Linked DNA regions of Homo sapiens: region 2 is linked to region 1. Evidence: chromatin loops called from intact Hi-C (ENCODE). Cell type or tissue: PC-3. All regions are shown on one strand. Each heading gives the region's core, and the rest is flanking DNA. Links, peaks and the distances in the headings are about the cores only.

Region 1 (4,506 bases), core at 1,183-3,682:
TACAGTCACCAATAATATTCATTTTCCTTGTTACTAAAAAGCTAAATTTATGTCATCAATAATAATGTCAGATCTAGAAGTCTATGGAATTTCAATGCAGAAATATTATATTCCCAAGTAATCAGAAACCTGTGAGAATTTTATTCTTATTGTTACTATAATAGGATACTTTATTTATTTTTATTTCATTTTAATAATTATTTAAAGTATTGCACTCATCCTAAAACTGATGATACATTGTAAAAAAATATGCTATGATGTGTGATTATTGTAGCTAACCATAACAATAGTAACCTTGTGATAGAATTGATATGATGTACCTATGCTTTTTTTCTCAACTAAATCAAAATATAATAATCTGGTAAGGCAAAGTCTCAGAATCTCAGTGGATGGAATTGCTGTTCCAAGGTAGTGCTCTTTGGGTTTTGTATGAATTAACATCTGTTTATGTTGACTAAACCATCATTCCGATTTTGTGGATGAGATCACCCAATTCATAAGTCCTCCTTTTGTGAACTGAGGAGGCTCAGTGACTTAGAAGAAACCCAATTCTCTTCAACTCCATATCTGAATCTTTCTGGGATTTTTGCCATCTAACTGACAAGGTTTAGGGAAGTATTTTCACTTAATAGGAAACTACATTTATCAGTCATGTCCTAGGTGCTGAGAGTAGATGGACAAAATACTCACACTTAAACAATTTTCAGTTACAGGAAGATGGACCACTGGTATGTATGGTGTGGGTGGAAGCAAGTGTGGTGTAGAAAGGCAAGGAGATAAAGGAGGCAAGGGAAGTCTTCTGAGCTGAGGCTTGTAAGTGAGAATAGACATGAGCCCCAATGACTTGGCAACACCAGCCACTTCCTGAAGGTAAAAGAATTGGAGCAGATTAAGTTAAAGATCTCCATAGAAAATGATTCATCTAGAAGATCGTAAGAGGAAAATAAATAGGCAAATATTGCTTAGACTAACAGCGTTAGAATTTTTAGACATTTAAAGCAAATTCTTCCTCATTAACACTTGACTAAAAATAACAATAGAAATAATATTGGGTACAGTCAGCTGTCCATATCCATGGGTTCCACATCTGTGGATTCAACCAAGCACAGATCAAAACTATTGGGGAAAAAAACCTATCTGTACTGAACATGTACATGTACTTTTTCCTTGCCATTATTCCCTTAACAATACAGTATAATGACTATTTACATAGCATTTACATTGTACTAGGTATTATAAGTAATCTAGAAATGATTTAAAATATACTATATTTTAAATGCTATGTATTTAATATGAATATGCTATAGTATAAAATACTATTGCCATTTTATATCAGGGACTCGAGATTTTGGTACCCACAGGAAGTCCTGGAACAAATTCTCCATGGAAACTGAGGTCAACCGTAATTTATCTGCATTTAATATGTACCAGGTACTGTGCCTAAGCTCTGTGTACGTTATCTGATTTCATACTCACTACAGCTCCTTAAAGGATCATTGTCCCCATTTGGCAGATGAAGAAGTTGAGGCTAAGGGAAGTTAAGGACTAGAGCTCAGGCTAAAACCTAAGTTTCGCTCCTTAGCCTGTAGTATCATTTTTATAAACTGCTCCTCTTTAATTCAAGGGACAGCTTGCTTGGTATTCTTCTTCTCGTCACACGAAGAAGGCAGAATAGACTGAAGAAATCAACAGAAGTTCTTAAAATTGAATTATTAGCATTATCTTCTATGCTCTTTCACCCACACATGAAGAAAATATATGCACTCAGCCACTTACTCAGACAAAGAAGGCTAATAAATGATTTGTTTCTTATATTAATGGAATTAAAAAAAGCAACAGTAAGTCAATTATTTGCCTATTGGCATAGCCCCAGAAAACCGAATCCGTTTGGACGGCTAAAGTGGAAATAGTTGTCTATTTACAACACATTTTTAATGCTCTACTGTTTCAAGTGTTTTTTTTTTGTTTGTTTGTTTTCTTTTTTCCTCCGTCTGAAAAGGAGGTTGGAAGCTTTATTGTAAATACATTGGGTGATGAGATCCATGTCTTAGTGGATCAGTGTTTTAAAGATTTGTAGGTGGCTAAACCTGTTTGGGATAGGGATAACAGAGCAGGGAAGAAGATGGAAATTAGGCAAATACAGAGCCAATCAAATGTCAAGAACCGGAAATGAGGATAATTTTTCTGGCTGTATTTATTTACAACTCAAGCTGCAACATGAACCCATCTGTGAAAATTCCATTCCTTGGGAGACACTCTTAGAGTAGTCTTCAATGTTTCCACCAGAGGGCAGTAATGTCCTCTGCTATATCTTGAGTGGCGGTGACTATTCATCAGTCGGATGGAACAGTGGGAGAGTGATCTACCCAGTCTACATTTAGACTGCAGGGTGAATTTGGTACCAAAACCCAAACAGAAGACAAAGCAGTGATATTACAGCAATAAACATGAGCTGTAAAGGCTTTTAAATCAAAACTACGAACAATAATACATTCGTCAAAGTTGATTGAATCGGGATGGTATTCAAAATTCGGAGTATGGTTAATCCTGGAAGATGCCATCAGCAGTGTTCAGTGAGCATGATGGCAAAATCCTGGTATCTCATGAAACCACAGGAAGATCATCTTTCAGAACAAACAAGAAATAAAGATAGGGCATTTCTTCTAAGACGCTCAAATATCCAAATCACCTTGCCTTGTGCCGTGGGGTAGGTCTCTTGTGTCTAATTACACCTGTCTCTCATTCCACTATTGCAGATTGGTTTAACTGGAATTAGACACTAAGATGGAATCTGAGGTGCAAAATGCTCACAATGGTCCAACACCTGGGAAAGGAGGTGGGAGAAAGCAAAACTGTCGAGTGTATGAAATTGAAATGTGATCCAGGCCTGGCAAAGCCTTGACCAATATGCCTAAGAGTCCTGGTGCAAGGATTGCCCACCAGTGTTCTGTATTACATGAACCTGACTAGGTCTTTATAACCCTGCTTCAGTCTCTCCTGGATGTGAGCTGCCCCAAGAAGGGCTAAGGAAGTCTCTGTAGGAGCTGTGAGATGAAGGCTATGTGAATACCTGAAATGGAACTTTTCTTATTTGTGACAGATGAATTTAGTCTTTGGATGTAAGATAAAGTGGGCCAAAGGGCTCCTGCTTTGTCATTCCAAAAGAGTCCTTCTTCAATGCAGTCATACTGCAATTTTTCTAAGAAATAGTTTTGTCCTGTGATTGTGATGGATTTCCTTTTCCATAAAATTACGTAGCTGAAAGAATGACAAAGGCTTACTCAGCTCAACCTACTCAGTTTACAAATGTGGAATGTGAAGTCTATAAGAGTTAAGTAACTTATTGGCAATTACACAAGTAAGTTAGTAGCAGAGTCAGAATTCAGATCTCATTAGATTACTCAATCCAGTACTCATTCTAATTTGCCAACATGTACCAATCTAGCCACACACTACTGCCAAGATTTTTTTTTTTTTTTGTAATCAGCGACATCAATAATATACTAGCTTCTCTCAGCAGTGGATGACTCAATCTGGAAATCTATTCTGCCCCCATTTTTAGCTGTTGACATCTTTATTTCAAGGCCAAGTTCAAATGCTATCTCCATTCTGTTTGGTTGAATTTTCCTTTACTTGGTAAGGAAGGAGGTATCGGTTGATTCAAGTTTTTTCCTGGTTGGAAGCCAATGGAGAGCAGATTTAATGAAACTCTTCATGCATACCATTAGTGGTGGGGGAAAAAATTAGAAAACTAGGAGCAAGAGGGGAGGAAAATAAAGTATTTAGCTAAAGAGAATTCGAGTTATGACTCAAGCCCATTTTTAAAAATTATTATTTCAGTAATACTATGAAGAGAGCACAGATTCTTTTTTATTTTATCATTATTTTTTAAATTTCAATAGTTTTTGGTGAACAGGTGGTATTTGGTCACATAAATAAGTTCTTTAGTAGTGATTTCTGAGATTCTGATGCACCCATTACCTGAGCAGTGTATATTGTACCCAATGTGTCGTCTTTTATCCCTCACCCCTTTCCCTCCCATTCCCTCAAGTCTCCGATGTCCGTTGTATCATTCCTATGCCTTTGTGTCCGCATAGTTTAGCTCCCACTTACGAGTTGCTGCAGATGCCATCATTTTATTCCTTTTTATGGTTAAGTAGTATTCCATGGTATGCATATACCACATTTTCTTTACCCACTTGTTGATTGATGAGCATTTGGACTGGTTCCATATTTTTGCAGCTGTGAATTGTGCTGCTATAAACATGCATGTGCAAGTATCTTTTTTGTATAATGACTTCATTTCCTCTGCGTAGGTACCCTGTAGTGGGATTGCTGGATCAAATGGTAGCTCTACTTTTAGTTCTTTAAGGAATCTCCACACTGTTTTCCATAGTGATTGTACTGGTTTACCTTCCCACAAATGTGTAAAAGTGGTCCCTTTTCACCACATCCACACCAACATCTATTATTTTTTATTTTTTGATTATGGCCATTCTTGCGGGA
Region 2 (4,506 bases), core at 1,030-3,529, 1.0 Mb after region 1:
AACAAGAAATAAAAGTTGAGAGAGAGAGAGAGAGAAATAAAACCAAACACCACCTCCTCGACCTGAGTCAGGGTTTATCCGGCCTTGTGGGGGACTTTCAGCGGCAATGGAAGAAAGCCACAGTTAGCCCCATGGAATATTTTCTGCCTCTTAAGGGATCAGAAACTGCAAACCACTGTAGTTTCTGAAGGGGAAAAGGGAAGGAAGGCGGGGGAGTATTTCAGTCTTTTTTTTTTTTTTTTTTTGGGAGACTGAGTGTCTTGCTCTGCTGCCCAGGCTGGGGTGCAGTGGCGCTGTCTCGGCTCACTGCAACCTCTGCCTTCCGGATTCCAGCGATTCTCCTGCTTCAGCCTTCAGTAGCTGGGATTACAGACGCACACAGCCACTCCCGGCTAATTGTTGTATTTTTCGTAGAGACGGGGTTTTGCCATGTTGGCCAGGGTGGTCTCGAACTCCTGACTTGAAGTGATCCACTCTCCTGGGCCTCCCAAATTGCTGGCATGACAGGCGTGAGCCGCCCAGATTTTAGCCTTTAAAAGCGCGTGTTCTGCCGCCTTTCACTGCGGCCCTTATGCTCTGAATGATGTGTAATTTTTGCTATAGGTCGACTTCCTGAGTCCCCTCTCCCCGTTAGTTACTCAGTTAAGTAAGTTAGTTTTGTTTTCTATCTTCTTCGCTTTTAGACAGTGTGATCGCCACGCCTGTTGTCGGTGGCTAGCAGACTGTGTGTCGCCCCAAGACGGATGTACAGAATCCCACTGGGAGGGGAAAAACGGATCGGGGTATCTGGTGACCTTGGCCTGGGGAGACCGTCATTTTCCCTGCTCACAAAAAGGTCACGTGGGGGCAGAGGGAGCACTTTGCCTTTGGCCCTCTGAAGTTTCACCTGAAACCTCAACTCGTCAGAGGCAGATGAATAAAAGAATAGGCAGACATGTTTCTGGGACCTGTCTTCACGGGAGTCTGCAGAACGAAGGCCCTGAGATGACAGGGAAATTGTCTGTGTATATGCTTGGGTTCCATAGGGTGTGTCTGGTTTGACCGTAGGTCCTGAGACCCCCGTTCCGGGGAGGGCCCTGCCCCTTCCATGAAAGGAAGGAGCACCGTACTTAAAGAGGACGAGAGGAATCTAGACAGACGGGCCTTGCTGGGCTTCCCCACTCGGTGTATGATTTGGGGAGGTCGAGGCCAGGTCTCAATTTGGATGAAAGGGGCATTTTCAGACTTTTCCCCCGTCACTTGTGGCGTCTATACTTCTCGTATTTCCCTGACAAACTCCTCCACTTAAAAATAAACCGTTAAAGAAAATTTTACCTAGTGAAACCAATTGTGAAGGTGCCAAGGAAGAAAGCTCATTATTGTGGCATAAAATTCTATACACATGGTGGGGTGCAGTGGCTGATGCCTGTAATCCCAGTACTTTGGGAGGCCGAGGTGGGTGGATCACCTGAGATCAGGAGTTTAAGACCAGTCAGACTCACATGGAGTAACCCTGTCTCTACTAAAAATACAAAATTAACCGTTCGTGGTGGCACATGCTTGTAATTGCAGGTACTTGGGAGACTGAGGCAGAAAATTCGCTTGAACCTGAGGGACAGAGGTTTCAGTGAGCCGAGATAGTGCCACTACACTCCAGCCTGGGCAACAAGAGCGAAACTCCGTAGAGTGATTTCTAATAAATGCCACTGTGTCGCTACCAGGCTAGGACGGCAGTGATGTTATTGTGGCGAGACACTGCGTGGAGCGATGTGTAGTGTGCGGACTCCGATCTTAGAGGTCGGATGTGGATGTTTCGGGATTCACCGAACTAGATTCCTGACTGATTCACCACAGGGTGGACTTTGGGGAACACGACTGAGAAACGGGTACTACGTCAGCGAAAACTGGCCCCAGAACAGGAGGGAGTGTGGTGCCAGCTGTCCTCTCTGTGAAATCCACGCTGTGTCCGGGAGCGTGGATTTCATGGAATTCCTCCCTTTGTGACAGGTATTGCCACTCTGAGGTCGTGGGTCTGGAGTATACTCTGAAACGCTATGGACTGGTCTTCTGCCTTAGATAGGTCCCACCTCGGGACCTAGTCTCTGTCCGCACTCCCATGCTCTGGTGGTCCTCTTTTCTCTCTGGGGGGAAGGAAGTTCCAGACGATCCCATGAGCAGAAAGGTAGGCTGTGTACCCTGAAGGCTCTGGTCGACTAGTCGTGGGCATCGGCTGGGAGGACTCCCTGGGCCCAGAAACGACCTGGACTGAGAGGGATGGGCAAGAGGTCAGGGAGTGGGTGTGCCTCTGCCGCCCCCCTCCCCAACCTCCACCGGGACTCAGAGAGATCCTTTGTTCGCTTCTTTTCCGTGCACACACTTGCAAGCATCGGTTGTCTTCGGGCGTCACCTAGCGGCCACTGTTATTGAAAGTCGAAGTGGCACGAAGGGAGGTCTGGCCGACTTTACAAAGCCTGGGGCAACTGGTTTCTCTCCCTCCCTCCTGGAGGCCCCTCCCTCTCTCCCTCGTTGCTTAGGGAACCTCAGCCTTGGCGGGGCCCCTATTGTTCTTTTACCAGCACTTTATTTTTCTTCGTGTGTTGGTTTCTTTAATGCGCATAGGCTCTTCCACTTTGGCTTTATGTGGAGTCACTTTAAGTCTCCCCCCGGCCCCCCATGCCCCTTTACCTTAATTTAGTGTTAGTTAGGTGGGTTTCCCCCAACCCCCCCGCCTCCCAGCATCCTGCTTGGAAACGTTCCAGAACCACTCTTGCATGTCTCCGTCTTCTCTCCCCTTCCCCTACCCCTCACCGGCGATCACATTCTGGCCAGGCTGACATTTGCATTGGTGGTCGCCAGGCATCACTCATTGGCCACCGTTTTTGAAGATGGGGGCGGCACGGTTCCACTTCCCCAGAGGCAGCTTGGGCAGATGGCATAGCCCTTGACCCGCGTGGGCAAGCCGGCCGGCGGGCCGGACTGCAGTTGTGGGTTTTTCCCCCTTCCCTCCTCAGGCCTCCCTACCTAGGAAAGCTTCATCCTGGCTGGGTCTCAAACAACTTGTCGAGATGTTTTATTTTCTCCTCCCTCAGGCTAGCATATTTTCAAAATGGAAAGGGTGTCACAGCTCTACCCTGGGCCTTATTAGTATTTGCCCAAAATAGAAACACTTTCTAAAACGCGTTTTGCTCATTTAAGATTTCCAGAGACGATGCATTGGCCCATGTTTGTTTGCTTGTTTATTTTGTTTTGTTTGTGTCTTTCCTTTTTCTTATTTATTTCTTTTCAGGTGAAGTAGAATTCACCAATTTTTAGGAAGACCGTATATTTTCCCCAGGACATGTTAGCTGCTGTTTTCTTCTGTTGTTAACTAGCGCTTTTGCGAATCTCTGAATGTGTAGTGAGAGCCAGTTAATGTAAACTGTAGTTCATAACATCTTATTTTCTAGAAATTCGTAAGTGAGTGCTGCTGCTGCCGCTATTGTTTTTGATGTTGTTGTTTTCGAAGCATACTCCGGCCACCATTTATGGCATCAAAGCTTTATAAAATATGTGTAATTATTTCTTGAGTACCCCCTTCCTCTTCCTCTTCCTCTCTCCATCTCTCTGTCTCTCTCTCTCTGTCTCTGTCTCACTCTGTCCCTTTCCTTGTCCCTCTCTCTCTGTCCTTCTCTCTCTCTCTTTGTCTATGTCTGTCTGCCTGTTTCTCTCTCTTCCTGTCTCTGTTTCTTAGTCTGTGTCTCTCTCTGTCTTCTGTCATTCTCTCTCTCTTTCTTTATCTCTGTGTGTCTCTCTGTCTCTCTTTGTCTCTGTCTCTCTCTGTCAGTCTCTTTCTCTGTCCATCTGCCTCTCTCTTTCTCTGTGTCTCTCTCTTTTTCTCTTTCTTTTTTTATGTCATCTCTCTCTGCCTTTGTCTCCCTCTTATTCTCTCTCTCTCTCTCTCTGTCTCTCTCTCTGTATCTTTCTCTCTCTGTCTTATTCTGTCCCTCCCTGTCTTTTTTTCTAAAATAGGCTCAGGTAGATCTAATCTAATCTATTACCAAGGGTGAATTCTTAACTTTAGAAATCCCAGATTTGATCTCCATACAGAATCCTGTACAGAACTGGTGAGTTGATTTCTGGGCTTGGATACCTCATAGATATTACATATTAATAAAGATCCAACCCTAAAATCTGAGTTTGATTCTCCCTCGCTTCAGCTGTGACCCAGAATTACTGTCTTGATAAATCGTACCTCTGTTCACCTAGGATGCTAGGAGGGTTTTCTCAATCTGAATCACCCCGTGTCCTAAACAACCCATGACTGAGCCCTGTCTGTTCTGTCTTAAATATGTATCACCAAACACTTTTCTCCATTTCCAAAACTACCCATGGCCCCTTGTTGAACCACTGGCTCTTTGAAAAACCTCCCAGAAGTGGTTTCAGCTTTTTGGCTAGGAGGCCGAAGCCTGCTGAGAACTTGCCTTGCCAGGATTCTGTGTGAACACAAGTGCCTCTGCTGGGGAGCTGTGATCCTTGAGACCATGCTTG

What was found. Hi-C counts contacts between places; a loop is a spot of excess contacts. Peaks named below come from ENCODE experiments on the same cell type or tissue, not always from the same donor. Only the 100,000 strongest peaks of a DNase experiment are listed, where the experiment ranks them.
Region 2: a loop joins it to region 1, with 7 times the contacts of the local background. A loop is called at or near these places in 4 of 110 quality-filtered maps.

Annotation. Positions count from the first base shown.
Region 1 is chr12:39,101,532-39,106,037 of GRCh38, reverse strand. All of the region lies in intron 1 of LINC02406 (long intergenic non-protein coding RNA 2406), which reads left to right. Among named protein-coding and RNA genes, the nearest start is that of LINC02406, 42 kb to the left of the region's middle. In PC-3, for the core only: CTCF peaks have their summits at 2,094 and 2,293 (motif pointing right); DNase peaks (open chromatin) are centred at 2,277 and 3,277; H3K27ac peaks cover 1,217 bases.
Region 2 is chr12:38,051,710-38,056,215 of GRCh38, reverse strand. No RefSeq gene overlaps it. Among named protein-coding and RNA genes, the nearest start is that of ALG10B, 260 kb to the left of the region's middle. In PC-3, for the core only: CTCF peaks have their summits at 2,175 and 2,385 (motif pointing left); a DNase peak (open chromatin) is centred at 2,395; H3K4me3 peaks cover 919 bases.